2 separate regions of the Homo sapiens genome follow, and region 2 is linked to region 1. A link is a loop called in an ENCODE intact Hi-C map of the cell type or tissue named here. Cell type or tissue: mammary epithelial cell. All regions are shown on one strand.

The links. Peaks named below come from ENCODE experiments on the same cell type or tissue, not always from the same donor. Only the 100,000 strongest peaks of a DNase experiment are listed, where the experiment ranks them.
Region 2: it touches region 1 in a loop (2.4-fold over the local background); 2 of 110 quality-filtered maps call a loop at or near these places.

The regions. Positions count from the first base shown.
Region 1 is chr6:130,361,171-130,369,170 of GRCh38, forward strand. TMEM200A (transmembrane protein 200A) reads left to right here and starts at 4,847. Exons shown (of 3, transcript NM_001258277.2): 1 at 4,847-5,354. It also overlaps a transcript of SAMD3 not described here. RefSeq lists silencers at 1,121-1,321, 4,281-4,380. In mammary epithelial cell, CTCF peaks have their summits at 4,310 and 5,268; DNase peaks (open chromatin) are centred at 4,711 and 5,641; H3K4me3 peaks cover 2,168 bases; H3K27ac peaks cover 1,673 bases.
Region 2 is chr6:130,442,990-130,450,989 of GRCh38, forward strand. It overlaps TMEM200A (transmembrane protein 200A), which reads left to right. Exons shown (of 3, transcript NM_001258277.2): 3 at 1-78. Among named protein-coding and RNA genes, the nearest start is that of TMEM200A, 81 kb to the left of the region's middle. In mammary epithelial cell, no CTCF peak of the experiment used is centred here; no DNase peak of the experiment used is centred here; H3K27ac peaks cover 462 bases.

The sequences.
Region 1 (8,000 bases):
ATATTGATTGGGGAAGTGATAAGTGTCCATGAAAACTTCACAATTTGTGTTTAGAGATTGCAGTAAAGACAGGCATAAGAAATTATAAAAGTATTAATTTGGGGGAACTAATAAATGTCCATGAAATCTTCACAATCCATGTTCTTCTGCCATGGCTTCAGCTGGTCCCTCCGTTTGGGGGTCCCTGACTTCCCGCAACATGAAAGGGTATTCCCTGGACCCCTAAATAGCACGATTTAAACTGCATTATATTTTACCAAAATTGTGGCTTAATTCAGGTCTAAATGATTACTGTTTACAAACTCAGCTGTATGTGTGTACAGTCTGTTGGCTGTAGGATTAAGAAATCTTGATATTTATAAACATTTTAGAATTCAAGATGCCAAGTAGTTTTGTTCTAATTTAATAAAAACAGATCTAATAAAATTGTTAAGAAAAACCTTATTTTTCTTTACTCTAGATCATGATTATGGATGGATAAATCCCAAACAGAAAGATGATGTAGTGAATTTTAAAATTTTATTTTGTCAACTAATTTAATGTGGTTGTACTGTTTTGATTGAGCAGAAACTGCAGAATTAAATTCTTTTACAATAAATTTTCACAGTGTCTGAGAATGTTATGCTGAGAGGCACCCCTTCTTGGGTTGGGGAAGTATCACTCACACAGTGCCTGAGAGATTTGTTGAACATCTGCTACATGCCGACCCAAATGTTTTACAACTATAATTTTATTATCAGTGAACACTTAAATCAGTGTTATGTGGACATGTTAAAATTATTGGCAGTTTATGGATGAGGGCAATTAAACCCAGAATAGTCAGTAAAAGTTAATATTTTAGCCCGGCTGTTCGGGTCAAAGGCTATGCTCTCTGTGTAACACCACACCACCATCACCAACTGAAATGTAGCTAAAAAGGCAGCATTTGGGCTGTGCTTCTGGAAGGGACTGAAGTGAAGGCTGATATAAGCAGAGCACCAGGGAAGTCAGAGGACATATGAACAGTGCCCTAGTGCAGTGCTTTTCAAATATTAACATGCAGACAGATCACTTGAGTATGTTGCTGAGTTGCAGAGTATGATTTAATAGGTTTGGGCAAGGGCCTGAGATCTTGCTATTCTAACAGTTCCCCCGTGATGCAAATATTGCCGAGTCTCGGACTATGCTTTTGAGTAGTCAGGCACTAACGAAAGAATGACTGGTTCAGTACCATGGACAGTGGAACAGGTGGGCCACCACTACCATCTTCTCTCATTTCAGTCAAATCTCTATTATCTTCTACAGGTAGATTCTTGCAACAAAAACAGTCAAAATCTTTAAAAAGTAATTTTTGGATTTCTATAAGCTACTTGGTGATTATCCTTCAACAGGCACAAATCTGTTCAGAGGAAAGAACTGGGCTTTGGAAGGGAGAGAGTATGGCTCCTTTCACATTTCTAAATGGTACGCTGCCAGTGCCCCTCAGGCAAAAAGAATCTAATCAGGTTTATTATCTAACAAGGAGGTATCTGATTATCTAATATAGATGATTCTGTATCTAATACAGAATTTATAAATATTTAAGTAGTCGTATCAGCCTCAACATTATAAAACATCAATCTGAGAGGGGTTAGCACTGTTACTTGCACATTTAATGAACAGAAAAGAAATTAGCAACATCTTTCTGCTGTGAAATCCACTGAACTATTAGTCAATTGCACATAATGAGAAAGAAAACATGAAAAGTATGACAAAGTGCTATTCAAAATCACGGTGAAATAAAAATGACCTTAAAATTTTATTTTTAAATATATTTCCTCTACCTTTTTCTTTATCCTATATTCCTCCCCCTATTTACTTATTTCAAGAATAAAGTCAGAAAGTTCATTTTCTTTATTGACTTTACCCTCTACTTTGAAAAAGCACCCATGGCTGCTAGCAGAAATACTACAGGGGTTTTAAGACTATCAATCTATTTCACATCAAGAACAAAGCCATTCAGATAAAAATCTAGCAAACAATTCTATTTTTTCCCATTGAAGACATTTTTATTTTCTGTTTAAGGATCCCTTCTCAGGCCTAAAAATGCTATGGGCTACATTTAAGGCAAGAGGAAATGAATATAATCCCACACAAATTTTCTAATAGCCCTTCTCTTAGCCTTGTTACATGACCTCTTAAGAATACTCATTCTTTTTCATTTCAACGTATGTTTCCAAAATTAATTCATTAAATATGAATTGCCATCCATCAGACTTTTATAATACTATACCAAGAGTGAAAATGTTGATCTTCATATTTTGACCTTTTTTCATGTTAATTCTTGATTCCAGAGGAAGAGCCTTTTTTTGATGATGTTAATTGCATTAAAACAAGTTTGATGTGAGTGTATATATGTTCAATCACATATGTATTGAGGATCTGTGACTTGTAGGAAGAATATTATACACATCATTTCATTCAATTTTCACAACACTTTGAAATAGATACTTTGTTCCTACTTAAGGGATGGGAGAAATGAGGTACCAAGTCCCTCTGTTAGTAGGTGGTGGAGCTTGGATTACAGGACACTTGGATTACTCTCTTTCTACTATGCACTCTTATAAGATGGGCTTGTTCTAGTGGAAATTTACATATCTCATATAGACACAGCAAAAAATATTATGTGTGAAGTGCAGTGCTACTTGATGGCGAGAAGTAGAAAATAGTTGACTTCTATCCATTATTTCCAAAGCCGATGTGTAGCTGAATTCAAAATCCATTACTGGCATGGTATATTCACTGTCAGATGGGAAGATATTGGCCATTAGTAAGGATAAATAATTTACCTGAGATTCCCTTGAGCACTCAAGGTCAGGGAAAATTTATAACTAATGTGTTGAGAGTTGCTCGGACTACTGAATTGCAAATAATCCTCTATTTACAGGCCATTTTACCCGCCTCTTCTGAGACTAATAGTAATTATTTTAAAAAGAAATCTAAATAATTCCCTTTTGGTGATTTTACTTAGTCTATCTTTCTTCTTTTTTGGTAAATCACTAAAATCTGAGTTCATAGTTCATAAATGAGGAAGCATCAATATCTGTGGCCTTAAGAATGTGCTTATTCCTTTTTTCATGGCTCTCATCAGTCTCTTTTTGAGGACGGCTCAGTCACTCAATGCTTAAAATGGCTAGATGACCATTTTAAACGTTTTACCATGGGTCTTAGAGAGGATGTCACCTCAAATGATCTATGGACTATGAGCCTATTCCTATTACTCACTCCTTAGATAGTGAGGGGAACCAGGAGGTGTTTCCTCTCAGGAGCTTTACAGACAATGTGGCTTCAGGGTGTTTCTTTATAAAATGTAGAGGTAACTAGGAAGAGGGCCCAATGGAAGCACACTCCTTTGATATGGTGCTTGACAAACACATTTAAGAAAACCTAAGAGAATTGAGCAGGTGGCTGTGGGCTAGAATACTAGATGCAGGTGGGGTAAAAATAAAACCACAGATGGTTTATAAAGGTGACTCATCCTTCCCCCACCGTAACTCCTTTAGTTTTCTTTTCTTTCTTTTTATAAAACATTTTGATTGTGACATCTCCACTAAAAGTGCCCAATCTCTAAATTCTTCTAGTCAAGGCAAGAAGGTTATACCACAGGAAATCCATTTCTACAGTCTCTTCTCATTGCCATATCTGATTTTAAAGACTTTTTTTTCTAATGTGGAAATTTTTGCATGGCTCTCCCCCACCCCCCAAACACGGATTTTATACCCCCCCAGAAGCAAACTTTTCTTGAAAACGAGATAAACAGATCACACGCCGAAATAAACAAATACACTGCACCAGAATATCATACTTGCCTTCTATCACTTAAAACAGATCCAGGGGACACAAGCATAGCACACACCTTGTGCATGCGGCTGGCCTGCACAGGGGGTGGTTGGAATATCCGGTAATTAGTTTTACATGAAACTTTACTTACGGAATTGGCCTGCATATATACAGTCATCACCGTCTTTGCCGAATTAGAGACGACATATTTTACTCTGTGAACAGGCCAGTCTCCACTCACTGGATGTTTGGGGTCAAGGAGGAGTAACCTGAACCTCTCGTTGGCTTTGATGTTTGGAGTCGAACATCCGCACTGCTCATCGAAGACCCCCGTGCTTCAGTTCCCTCTGTCTTCCATTTCCCCCGCCCATGGTTCTCGCCCCCCCAAGCCGTTCTCCGGAACCCCTTGCCGGGCCGGCGGGAAGCGTGGACGGAGCGGGCCTTGGCCGCGTCTTTTCCGGCCAGGTTTGGTTTAGCTCGCGCAGCGCCCGCGCAGCCCGCCAGGGGGACCCCGGCCCGCCGGGCGGCATCTGAGGAGAAAGCGTCCGAGGGGCGTGGAGCCAGGGTCCTGCGGTGCCTGCTCCGGGAATACTGCGAGTCGGCTGGAGCTCCCCAGCCGCTCCGGAGAACTGGGGGAGCCGGGTCCCTGGCTCGGTAACCGGTGGTCCCGCGGTAGCTAGAGGCGGGCCCCACGGGTGGGTGTGTCCGTTTCCGCACGCCAGCCTTCCAGCCCGGGAAGAGCGCCTGCAAGCGGGTACTTTGTTCCCAAAGATGGGTTTTGTCTGCGGGTGATTTGGGCTCTCGAAGTGCAACTTTGTGGCCGGGACGCGGATCGGCCGGCCTGGGCTCCTGCAGAGCAGATCCTGTCTGCGTCCTCCAGGAGGAGTGGGTGGCAGGACTGGGGTTTCCCACAGGTTTTGGGGCGGCGGCGAGATTGGCACGGTCCGGGGTCGCAGGCGCGCAGCCACGCCCCTGGAAGTCCGCCCCGGCCCCCGCCCCCAACCCGCCTCTTCGGGGCTTTATGGCGTGAGGTTTGGGGCTGGGATCCATCTGGAGCCGAGCAGAAAACTTTTCCCCTCCCGTTCCCGGTCCCTTTTGTCTTTCTTGGACGCGGTGGCGGCGCCGCCTGAGCGGCGACTCCCTCTCCCCTGCCCGGCTTGCTGCGCCCGGTGCCCTCCGAGGGCAGGCGCGCCTGGACTCTGCGCCCGGATGGCGGCGGCCCTCTGTGAGCACCGGCAGCGGCGCATCCCCTGCCCCGAGGCCTCCGGTGCCCCCCCGGCGCGGGCATAGGGGCGCCCCCACCCTCCGTCCGCTTGCACCCCTTGCCACCCGCCCCCTCGCCTGACTCATCCGCCCGCGGTGGCCGCCCGAGCCCTGGGATGGGGAGGGAGACCGCGGCTGCCCGCGGCGGCCGAGATTCCCGCTGACGCCCCCGACCCTGCCGCCTTCTTCGTCCGCCTCCAGAGGCGCCCGACGTCCCGACAGCTCCTGGAGTGAGACCAGGACTGAGAACAGGGAGAGGCGACCCGACCCCCAGGGCCCGGTGCTCAGGACAGGTGAGGGGAAGGAAAGGGTGCTGACGGGAGTGGGGAGGTGGGTGGGCGGCCACCGCAGCCGAAACCGGGCACTTCTTCAGCCCTCTGCCCTCCCCTCCCCTCCGCTACAGCCTCCAGAGTTAGGTAAACGCTGTCTCTCCTAAAGTTTGGGAAATAAACCAAGTCCGCCATCAGGTCCAGACTCCCCAGTCCCGGGAGCGCGAGAGAAGCCGTGCGGGGCAGCCTCCAAGAACCCGGAGTACTGGAGCGCCTGGCTGGGTTTCTCCAAGCAACACCCTCCTTTGTCTCGGTTCCTGAGAGTCAGCATTCTCTGTAATGTCCACAGCGTTAATTCATGATTGAGCAAAGTATGGTCAGGGTTTCGTAAAGCAGTATCTGGATGGGGTAGAATCTACACAGGCAAAATGGAGAGGCAAAGCAATTATTTGCAAAATTCAGCACTACTCTTCTCCCTGTAGTCTTGTCTGTAAGAGAAAGGACTGAGGGCTTCTAAGATTTGCTTCATTAATCATTCTTTTGCTATAAATTGTTCCAGCCAACACTTCACATTGTGTAGGCGCAAGCTCTCTGTGTGTATTTACCGCTGTTTGATTTAGAAAAATGTGTGTGTGTTTGTGTGTTTTTTTTAAATAACAATTCATTGTTCAGTACCGGGCATTGGTAATGTCGGAGAGAAAGGCAGATGCAGCACATACAGGTAATTGACTAATTGGAATCAGCCTTAGTCCGGTCCACCTTAGTCTGGTGTATTTAAAAACTAAATATGTTGGACTAAAGTGTCTCTTGCCTTGTCTCTTCTGAATACCTTCAGAAGTAGTTATGGACAACTGCATAGAAAACATTTCAAGAATCGATGATTATTCTTGTTTATAAGAAAGAATATTGAACTCTCGGTTTTGCAATCAAACCAAGTTTGAGGCACACTTTCTATAGTGCTGTATGCATAAATATTACCAGAGCTTGTGAAAGCTATTTACTTTGTCGTTTCTTGAATTATGGAACACTTATAAAAAGACCTTCAATTTGTTATTTGGCTACTGATACTAGAAAGCATTATCATTTTGTGAAAAGTAGACTAAATTTTGAAACTTTTTAAACCTTACTTTATTTTCCCACTGTTTACCTACACAGAAGTATGTAGTTGTAGTTTCATTCTTTATAAACACCTCAAGTGAAGAATAGAAGTCCTTCTAAACAGAAAATAATGCTTCCATTAAGTGGAAACTATAGTTAAATGCTTTGACAATTTAACAGTATGATTTTTTTACTGTAAAAAACACACACTGAGGTGTTTAGAATGATTTTTTAACCAAGTCCTACTAGATAGCTCATAATTATGAGATAATGTAACTATAATTTGTAACCCTGGTTATAATTAGCTTTGTATCTGGGCTGGGAAAGCCTTCATTAGAGTTGTATGGAAAGTCCCTGTAGGTAAATTCCAGGCAGTTAGCACAGAAAGGCTTCACCTGTTGCCTTTGAGGCAGGTCTAGGTAAATGCTGTAGTGTCTGAAGACACCCGTAATCAGAAGGGATTCTTCAGGAAAGATCATTGTAAAGAGGGATGGCTGTACTTGTTATTTTAACTTAGTGGAATTTTTAGTGAAGCTTTTGAATACTACAGGAGTTAGATTGTTATATTTGGACTTGTGTAGCTTCAGAATTTTGACAATAGCTCATTGGCCAGAAAAGGATAACTACTGACATATAGAGGGAACGGATCTGAACTGATTGGTTAAATGCTGTACTTCTCATGATGACTCTTAGCATAAAGGAAAGAAATTCATATTTAGCTTAGGAAGATAGATAAGAACAAAGATAAAAGCAAATGTCAACTTTTACATTTCTTAAGCAAAATTAGTAGAGGATAAAAAATAAGCCCTTGTAGTCATACACGTTACTTATCAAATAGAGGGTAGAATTTAAAAGAGGAAAAATAACTTGTGCAGCAACAGAAATCCAAACCTGCAATGAGATGGACCTCATTTTATTAAGGAATGTATATCTGATTTACAGTTTTATCAAGCAGATCCACTTGTTCCTGGACTTACGCTATGTTTTGTCTGCTGAGATCTGATATGTGCTCAAACACTCAGAAAACATCAGTGAGTGCTTATTGTGGTGTCATGCTAGCTACCCTTCCAGGCCTTTTCTATGGGCTTATAGGCTGATGGAGAGGGGACTGATAAATGTACCACAGATCACCTGGCAGCTGAGGTGGTCTGAGAGCAGCAGGGGACCAGTGCAGACTGGGAAGCAGCATAGTGGGTTGCAGAGGGACCTGGATGGGGAGTTGTCATCTTGACTGAGTCACTAATTAGGTGGCTGTGGGTAAGTGGCTAAGTTCCTCCACCTTTCTGCTCCTTGGTGCCCTTATCTGCAGAATGAGGGCTTTGGACTGACGATCTTTATGGTCTCTCTTTAAAATGCTGCAAGGCAAATTCTGGCAGAATTAAAGAGAGACAGAAGTCAGTGTGTGTGTGTAGGAGGGTGGTTTGTAGGGTTTTGGTTGAAGGAAGCCAGGCTGGAGGGTCTTGCTAGTTGTATTGAATGGGAAATGGCAAAGAGAAGTAAAAGATGTCTGGCCTGGGACATCTGACCTAACATTGATTATGTGAATTGAAAATACATAATAAAATAATAAAA
Region 2 (8,000 bases), 82 kb after region 1:
ATAATACATGTTGTTTAGGATTGTGTTTCTTAGTCACTGAAGATAATAAATATTAAAATGGATGTTTTCATCAGAAAATTTTCATGTTTTCCTTTAAGGTAACATAATTGTAAGAATTGTTTAATAAAATACTCAGGAAATTCTAAAGGTTTCTCCCAATACCTAAACATTTCTGAACATCAGTATTGCAGTTGTGGAAGAGCAGAAGGAGGATACATTTGTTTGTGTTGCTCCCCAAAATTCCACCTTGCATTTGCATCACAAACTTCCCTCAATTGAGGCAGTTTTCTTTGTTAGAACATTAAGTCTGTGTATTGTAATAGAGTGGGCTCAATATTTTACTATAAAGCATTTAATAAACTGTTATTAATAGAAGTTTGTGTTCTTCACACCTTTGCTATTGCTTTTTAAATAAAATGTACATTTCTGCTTAAAGTACTGTTTTTCACACTTTCAGATATATTCTACTGAGGGCACTTGATACCCTAGTACATGTACTGAGTATCTCGGCTTTTAAATTTTGCTTCTATTCGGTTAAAGAGCTAGGTCTATCCACCTATTTAATTAGACTGTTTTTAAATTTTCTTATCTTGGGATCGTTTTCACTTAAAGTTTCATTGACTCTCAGGAAAATAACCAAATACAGCAAAAGTCAGCGGCACTCAGATTTGAAAACAGTGGCTGTCAACACCCCTGATGTGACAGATGACTGGAGCCATATAATTTGTTCAGTTCATCCCTGAAAGAGCTCTAGAAATTTGAAGAGGATTAAACAGCATGGGTCTTAGATGATCCAAATAAAGGAATTGGGGGCTTAAAGTAGTGGTTCCTGCTCAATCTTCTCTTCATCAAAAAGCCTGAGTTTTTTACTTATCAAGCAAATCAACTTTGTTAAATTATAAATAATTTTCTCATTTTAAATTAATGAAAGACATCGATTACTAACTAAAGTTTCAGATTCATATGAGATAGCTGGTGTCACCACATTGGTATAATTCTACCTAAAAGCAGTGAAACCTGGAATTCTAGATAGACCATATTTTGTGCATTTCCTTTAGGCTTTTATGAATATTGAAAATTATTTTGAAAATACACCTGCCATATTAGATTAGAACTTTACTCTAGATGCCTTGTTTAATCTTAATCACCTTAATTGCCTTTTTAAATCTCCAAATATGGGTATTCTGAGGGGCAGGGGTTTGGGACTTCAGCATATGAATTTCAGGGGGACACAATTCAGCCCGTAAGATGGGGTGTGGAGAGGTGAGTAAGGGTTCTTAGTCTAGACTAGGTGAGAAGAGTGCAATATGCCCTTAATGACATTGCCACCCTGGCTATGTAGCCTTGAGCCAATCACTTAATGCCTCCATTTCAATTACTTTCTTAATGCCATGGCTTTGAATTCCTCACCTGTGAAGTGAGATGAGTAAGAACAGAAACTATCAAGTTCTTTCTAACTCTAAAGGTCCAGGGTTCTTGATGCCCTCAGATGAAGATCTACTGCCTGTCCCTGTCTCTTTGTAGCAGATTACTTCTCAAAGGATAAGGGCAGGACTTCCAGGAGAGCAGAGCAGTGGGAGGTGTGGATGGTGGAGCCAGAAGACCCGGCATCCATCAGTTGTGAAGCTTTCAGGCTTAAATACATGTTTCCATCTGTATAATCTTCGAAGAAACAATGGCAATATAAGTAAAAAGAAAAACATTGTTTAGCACAAGTTTGTATCAAAATGGATATTATAGTAGCTCTTGACAATTTACTAAAGACAAATTTTGAGTTACTTGTTTGGCGGTTCAAATTTAGCTTTTTTTTTTTTTTTTTTTTTTTTGAGAGAGTTTTGCTCTTGTCGCCCAGGCTGGAGTACAATGGTGCGATCTCAGCTCACTGCAACCTCCTCTTCCCAGATTTAAGCAATTCTCCTGCCTCAGCCTCCCGAGTAACTGGGATTACAAGAGCCCACCACCACGCCAAGCTAATTTTTTGTATTTTTAGTAGAGACGTAGTTTCACCATGTTGACCAGGCTGGTCTCGAACTCCTACCTCAGGTGATCCACCCACCTTGGCCTCTCAAAGTGCTGGGATTACAGGCATGAGCCACTGTGCCCGGCCCCACATTTAGCTCTTAAATTCACCACAGATAACTAAAAGAAGTAAAATACAGCATAAAAAAGAAAAAGACCCATCAGTTTATCAATAATTTTCCTATAACGTTTTAAGTATTAGAGTGGGGGCCCACCACTGACATACATCCACCTACTGTGGTGTTCAGGTTGTTCAGAGATCTTAATCACTTCTTCTCTAAGTAGGAACTGTGAAAGTGGTACTTTGGTTATCCTGTCTCTTACTTTCAGCAAATTGCTCTGTCACCCTTCCCTGACCCTATATATAATCATATGTTAGACCTTATATCAAGGTTTTAGTGTGTATAACCTTGATGTTGGATTATTGAAGGACTTTGTCTTTAATCTCCCATTTGGTGATTAAAGTCCTTTGTGAGGTGTTTTCACACTGAAGTAACTCATTGATTTCTCTCTGTATGCTGTTTTTTCCAGATGATGGCTAAGAGAAAAAAGGCCCACTTCATTGAAGTACCTTTTACTTAATAGTTGATGCTGTCTTAAGATAACAGGTTAGTTTTCTAGGGCTGGTATAATAAAATACCACAAACTGGGTGGCTTAAGCAATAAAATTTATTTTCTCATAGTTCTGGAGGCTGCAAGTCTAGGAATAAGGTGTTGGTTGCTTTGATTTCTCTTGAGGCTCCTCTCCTTGGCTTGCCAATGTGTTCTCACATGGTTTTGTGCATCCCTGGTGTCTGTGTATCCAAATTTCCTGTTCTTATTAGGATACCAGTAAGATTGCATTAAGGCCCATCATGACAGCCTTATTTTAACTTAACATCCTCATTAAAGGCCCTATCTCTGAATACAGTCACATTCTTAAGTACTGGGGGTTAGTTCAAATAGCAGTTTGAGGTGGGGGAACACTTCAGTTCATAACAGATAATAATTTAAAAATAATGCCTGCCCAAGAACAGGGCTCATTAAAGTAACAAAATGAAGTGAATCAACCCTCGTATATCAGCAGATCATTTCCTCTTCTTGAGGTACATTTTATGTAAACTAATTTACATTTATATTTCCTCTCTTACTGTCAGTGTATAAGATGAAAGAAGTAATAAAGAGGATATAAGAAACTTCTGCTGGGCACAGTGGCTCACACCTGTAATCCCAGCACTTTGGGACCCAAGGCGGGTGGATCACTTGAGGTCAGGAGTCCAAGACCAGCCTGGCCAACATAGTGAAACCCGTCTCTACTAAAAATACAAAAACTAGCCGGACATCCTTGCTTGAACTCAGGAGATGGAGGTTGCAGTGAGCCAAGATCGTGCCACTGCACTCCAGCCTGGGTGACAGAGTGAGACTCTGTCTCAAAAAAAAAAAAAAAAAAAAAAAAAGAAACCTCTACACATACTATCTTGCTATTCTCACATTCAAGGTGGTTTTCAGCAAACTGGGCAGAATCTTCAGCTTGGGCTATTCCCTTCTTATTGCCATCCTTTATTCTTGGTTGGTTCATTAGTTGCTTTAATACAAAAATAACAGAGAAAAATTACTTTTATTTTGGTCTTCTCCCTTATTAATTCACAATTTAAAAGTTTGAGACTTATGATAATTTTTTAGTTCTTTCTCATTACCAAATAGTATATATCCTGTCCCCAGGAGCATGTGTACTCTACAAATTAAGTGTAGAGATATATGTACATTTCAGTTGTTTGTAATGTAGACAAGGCCACAGTATTTATAGTACAAAAGATGGAATAATTTGCTAACAGAAACATAAACACCTGGAATTTTGAAGACAGTGGACATTAGAGCTGACACCCAGTGCAACACGGAAGTTAGCAGAGTCAAGAACTGAATTCGGGACTGTTGATTCCTAGTATTTCCATCAATTAGAATCAAATCAAGTTTTTAAAAACACATATGTGCAAAATCTGGTGATTAGATTTTGGGTTTCTTAGGGCTGGTAAAGAGAGACGCATCTATAATTTCTGGAGGAAAACCTAGTGTTGAAATGTCCAACACATCTCATTGGGTTGGGGTTAAGGTGGTATACTTGGGACCTATATTGCAGACAGCACCAAGATTAGAATGGGAATTTTTAGTATTTAACTTTGATTTCCCATGTTTTAAAGTATTAACTATCTAGCACTGCTATTGAAAATTATGCCATTAAGCCCTTCCACATCATAATATTGTCTTTCAGCAAGATGTACGGAACTAAAATAAGACGTCTGTATCCATATTCAATAAACCACATGTACAAGAAGGAAGGCAAAAAGACAAGGGGGAAGGAAGGAAGGAGTGTGGTATTTGGGAGATAAGAGAGGAGGAGAGAATGCCATATGTTTTTCCTACTTATTAAAAACACATGCATAGGAAAGGCATTCCATTTATGCTTAATTTTGGAATAAAACCAAGCTTATAATTTTTAATCACTGAGGCAGTGAGAAAATATTCTTAGTTGATTTTAAAATACATTTTAGTAGGCATTAAGAGTGCTTATTATCTGGCTCATTTGAGTCAGTCACCCTAAGGGTTAGTGAATTAATCATTCATTTGAAGTCATCAGCTAATGAGTCATCAATAGCTCAAAGCTGTTAAGAAATTATTATTTTAAAAAATAAAATCACTTTTTTCTATACTCAGATATTTTCTATGTTCATTAGGTGTGTATTTTTCCCTAAAGCATTTCCAAATTCCAAGTGTGTTACCTTGTGTTATCATTTACAATGTTAATAACCTGAAAAGTCAAATTAACTTTCCAGCCAGTTAGTTGAACAGTTAAGGAATTATCTTTCAAAGACTCTTGCATTTTATGAGTCTGTTATTAAAGTCTATTACTGTTTTAAGGCCTGAAGAGGATCAAATAAAATACATATGAGCAAAAAATATGAAGGACATTTAGAATCTGGATCAAACTGAATATAGGATATAATTATTCCTTACTCTGTAACGTGCTCACTATACTTTAAGTGATAGGAAAAATTTCTCTACTGAAGTAATGTAAGTGAAATATATTCTCTTTGGCATGTGAATACCACATTCTGTTTTATATTGGTTACCAAGATGTTTAGCAACTTAAGAAGGACATTTAATATAAGCCAGTCTTTTCTTACTCAGGTTTCTTCTGGCAATGACATACACTAAGAAATTCTGACACAAAAGTATTGGATGTTTATGAAATTCCACCAAAAGGGTCTAGTTCTAAAAATATTGCCTGCTCTCAAATATTTAAATATTTAATATTTAATCTGTGGTTCATTCAGGCCCTTCTCTTTCAACTTTTTATTTATTTACTTTTGTTAACCCAATTTTATAGCTGTGTTCTCTGGTTGGTAGGTTAAAAGAGAGGTAAAATCAAGTGTTGACCATTTTGCAATGTAATGGTGACACTGGCCATGGGCTTCCAATGGAAGAAAAGGGAGAAAATGTGAAAAAGTCCAATGGGCTGAGGAGGTATAACTAAGTATATCTTTTATATGTGCTGTTTTCAGTCACCCCTTCTATTGCCATAGTCAATCAAGAGTTGGCTCATTGGTCAAAGGAGATTACTGTCAATCCAGATATGTCTCTGAATTTGTATACCAAAAAGTCCAGAAAATTCTGAAATTAATTTTAACATATCAGGGGCTTACACAGTGCTGGTACATATTGGGTTCCCAATGAATGTTAGTGGAATTAATTTACTTTTTAGTTCATTGTGGAAAATAAAAGGAATAATCAATTTTATTGTGCTATACTTAGGGGTGAGTTTGCCAAAGACTCTATGTCAGGAAAGGGAGAACATATGTGGCTGGTTATAAAATTTTATGTTTTACAGTGATATAAGGCGGTAACTGGGTTATACACCAATTGCAGGGAGTTAGAGGAGGCATGAATACAATGGTACTCTGGTTCATTTGAACCTAGAATGAATGAGGAAAGTAATTTAATTTCAGTGGCTGTGTATATGTTTTCAAAAATGTAGAAAATATAAAAGCTAATTCTGAAATGCAAAAGGAATTCAATACTTATAAAATTGGCCAAAGGCCTTTTTGACACATTAGCTTTGTATTATCTTTTTGTCCCATGTATTTGCAGTTTAACCTTAAGGCCCAACCCCTATTTGAAATAAAGGAACTATCTCTATTTTATCAATGAAACAATTACTCGGGTGTACATAACATTTCAATTTCATGATTTTATAAGTCAAAATGATCATTTTCAGTTAGTTTCATGAGAATTGCAGATGTTTCATTTACCAAGGTCTTATCATTGGTACAGCACATTTTTCTCATTCTCTAGTCTCCCAGAAATTCCAACATTTACCTGTGCATGCAAATTACCTTCATTTCCTAGATGTAAACCTGAAAATAGAAACCTACTCTTTATGAAATTTTACACATTTACACGTTCTGGTAACAGATACCAGAAGAGTAGGAAAATACATTTTAGATGCAAATATTCCCTCTTTCAATTTGAGTAGAAAAAATATTTTGACATTATTAATTTTATTAAACAGGTAAAGAACAGATTTTTAAAAAGACTTTCAAGTGCCTTATGCACACTCACGTGACTTCTATGTATGGCATTGGGAACCAGCTATGAGACTTGTACTATCCTTGACATCCTGAAGGAATATTAAAAAGAAAGTGTTGCTGTCTGGATGGAGCAACTTGAGGTAGACCTTGAAGGATTTATATGAACCAAGGAAATATTTCAAGGACAATCTTATAGATGATAATAGCAGGCAAGGTTAAGACCTAGCATTGGGAAGAAGCAAAGCCTTTTGCAGGACACATGGCCTTCCTGGAGTATTGACTTTAAATTGGAGAGGAAAAGAAGATAAGTTTGGAAAGATACTTGGAGTTCAGATTAGTAATAACTTTAAAAGCCAGGCCAAGTAACTAGGTTTTGTGGTAGTGGTAAGACTTTCTAAGCATAAGATAAATATATTAGGAGAGGTTCTCAAGAATATAAACTTGGTCATGATCTGAAGAGTGGTTTGGAAAATATTGGAAGGAGAGAGAAAAATAAAGTATAGTTGGGACATGGACCAAAGTAGTAGCAAGGAAAATGGGAACATTTTTGATTCTCAGATTCTCAGTCATCTCAATCTACTAGCTACCTTTCTTCACGTTTCTCTCTCTCAATCTTGATTTCCAGGACACCACATCTTCCCAGATTTTTTTTCCTACTTAGCTAATCCTTTCTTCCCAGTCTCCATCGCTGGTTTTTCCCTGTCTTCACTAGCACTTAACATTGGAGTGCTCTAGAGCTCAGTCTTTGTTTCTTTTCTGAATCTGCCCTCATTCACTGCTGATGTAATGGCTTTAAAAACTATTTAATGCCCACAACTCCCAAACTCTCCTTTATTTCAGTCTCTTGTTTTTTCTACTTGGATGTCTGATAGACAATGAAATTTATCATAGCCAAAACTGGACTCTATACCTTTCCTTCTAAATTTAGTCCATTTATAGTTTTTCTCTTCTCAGTGATGACATTACTCCATCATTCAAATTGTTTAGCTCAAAACCCTTTGCGTCATCATTGACTAAATTTTATTTCATGCCCCACACCCAATCTTTCCATTAACTGTTCCCTATCTATTTAGTCTCTCAACAATGTGTAGGTTTTTCCTCTTGATTTGACACAGGAAGCTATTCACCTTTGCTTTAAAAACTTTAATTATTATCGATATACTTAAAATTATTTGCATAATTTCTCTGGTTATGGAAATAATGTGTGGTCACTATATAAAAACACATTCAAATAAAATGGAACTGTGTGACTTAGAAAATGAAATGTCCCCCACGATCCCACCCTCAGATAGCCACTGTCACAATCGCTTTTTGAGAACCCATTATACATCAGGCATTGTGTAAGGTGTTGTGAAAACAAAGCCAAATAAGACATTACCCCATCCTTCAAGGAGCTTACAAGACTTCGATAACCAA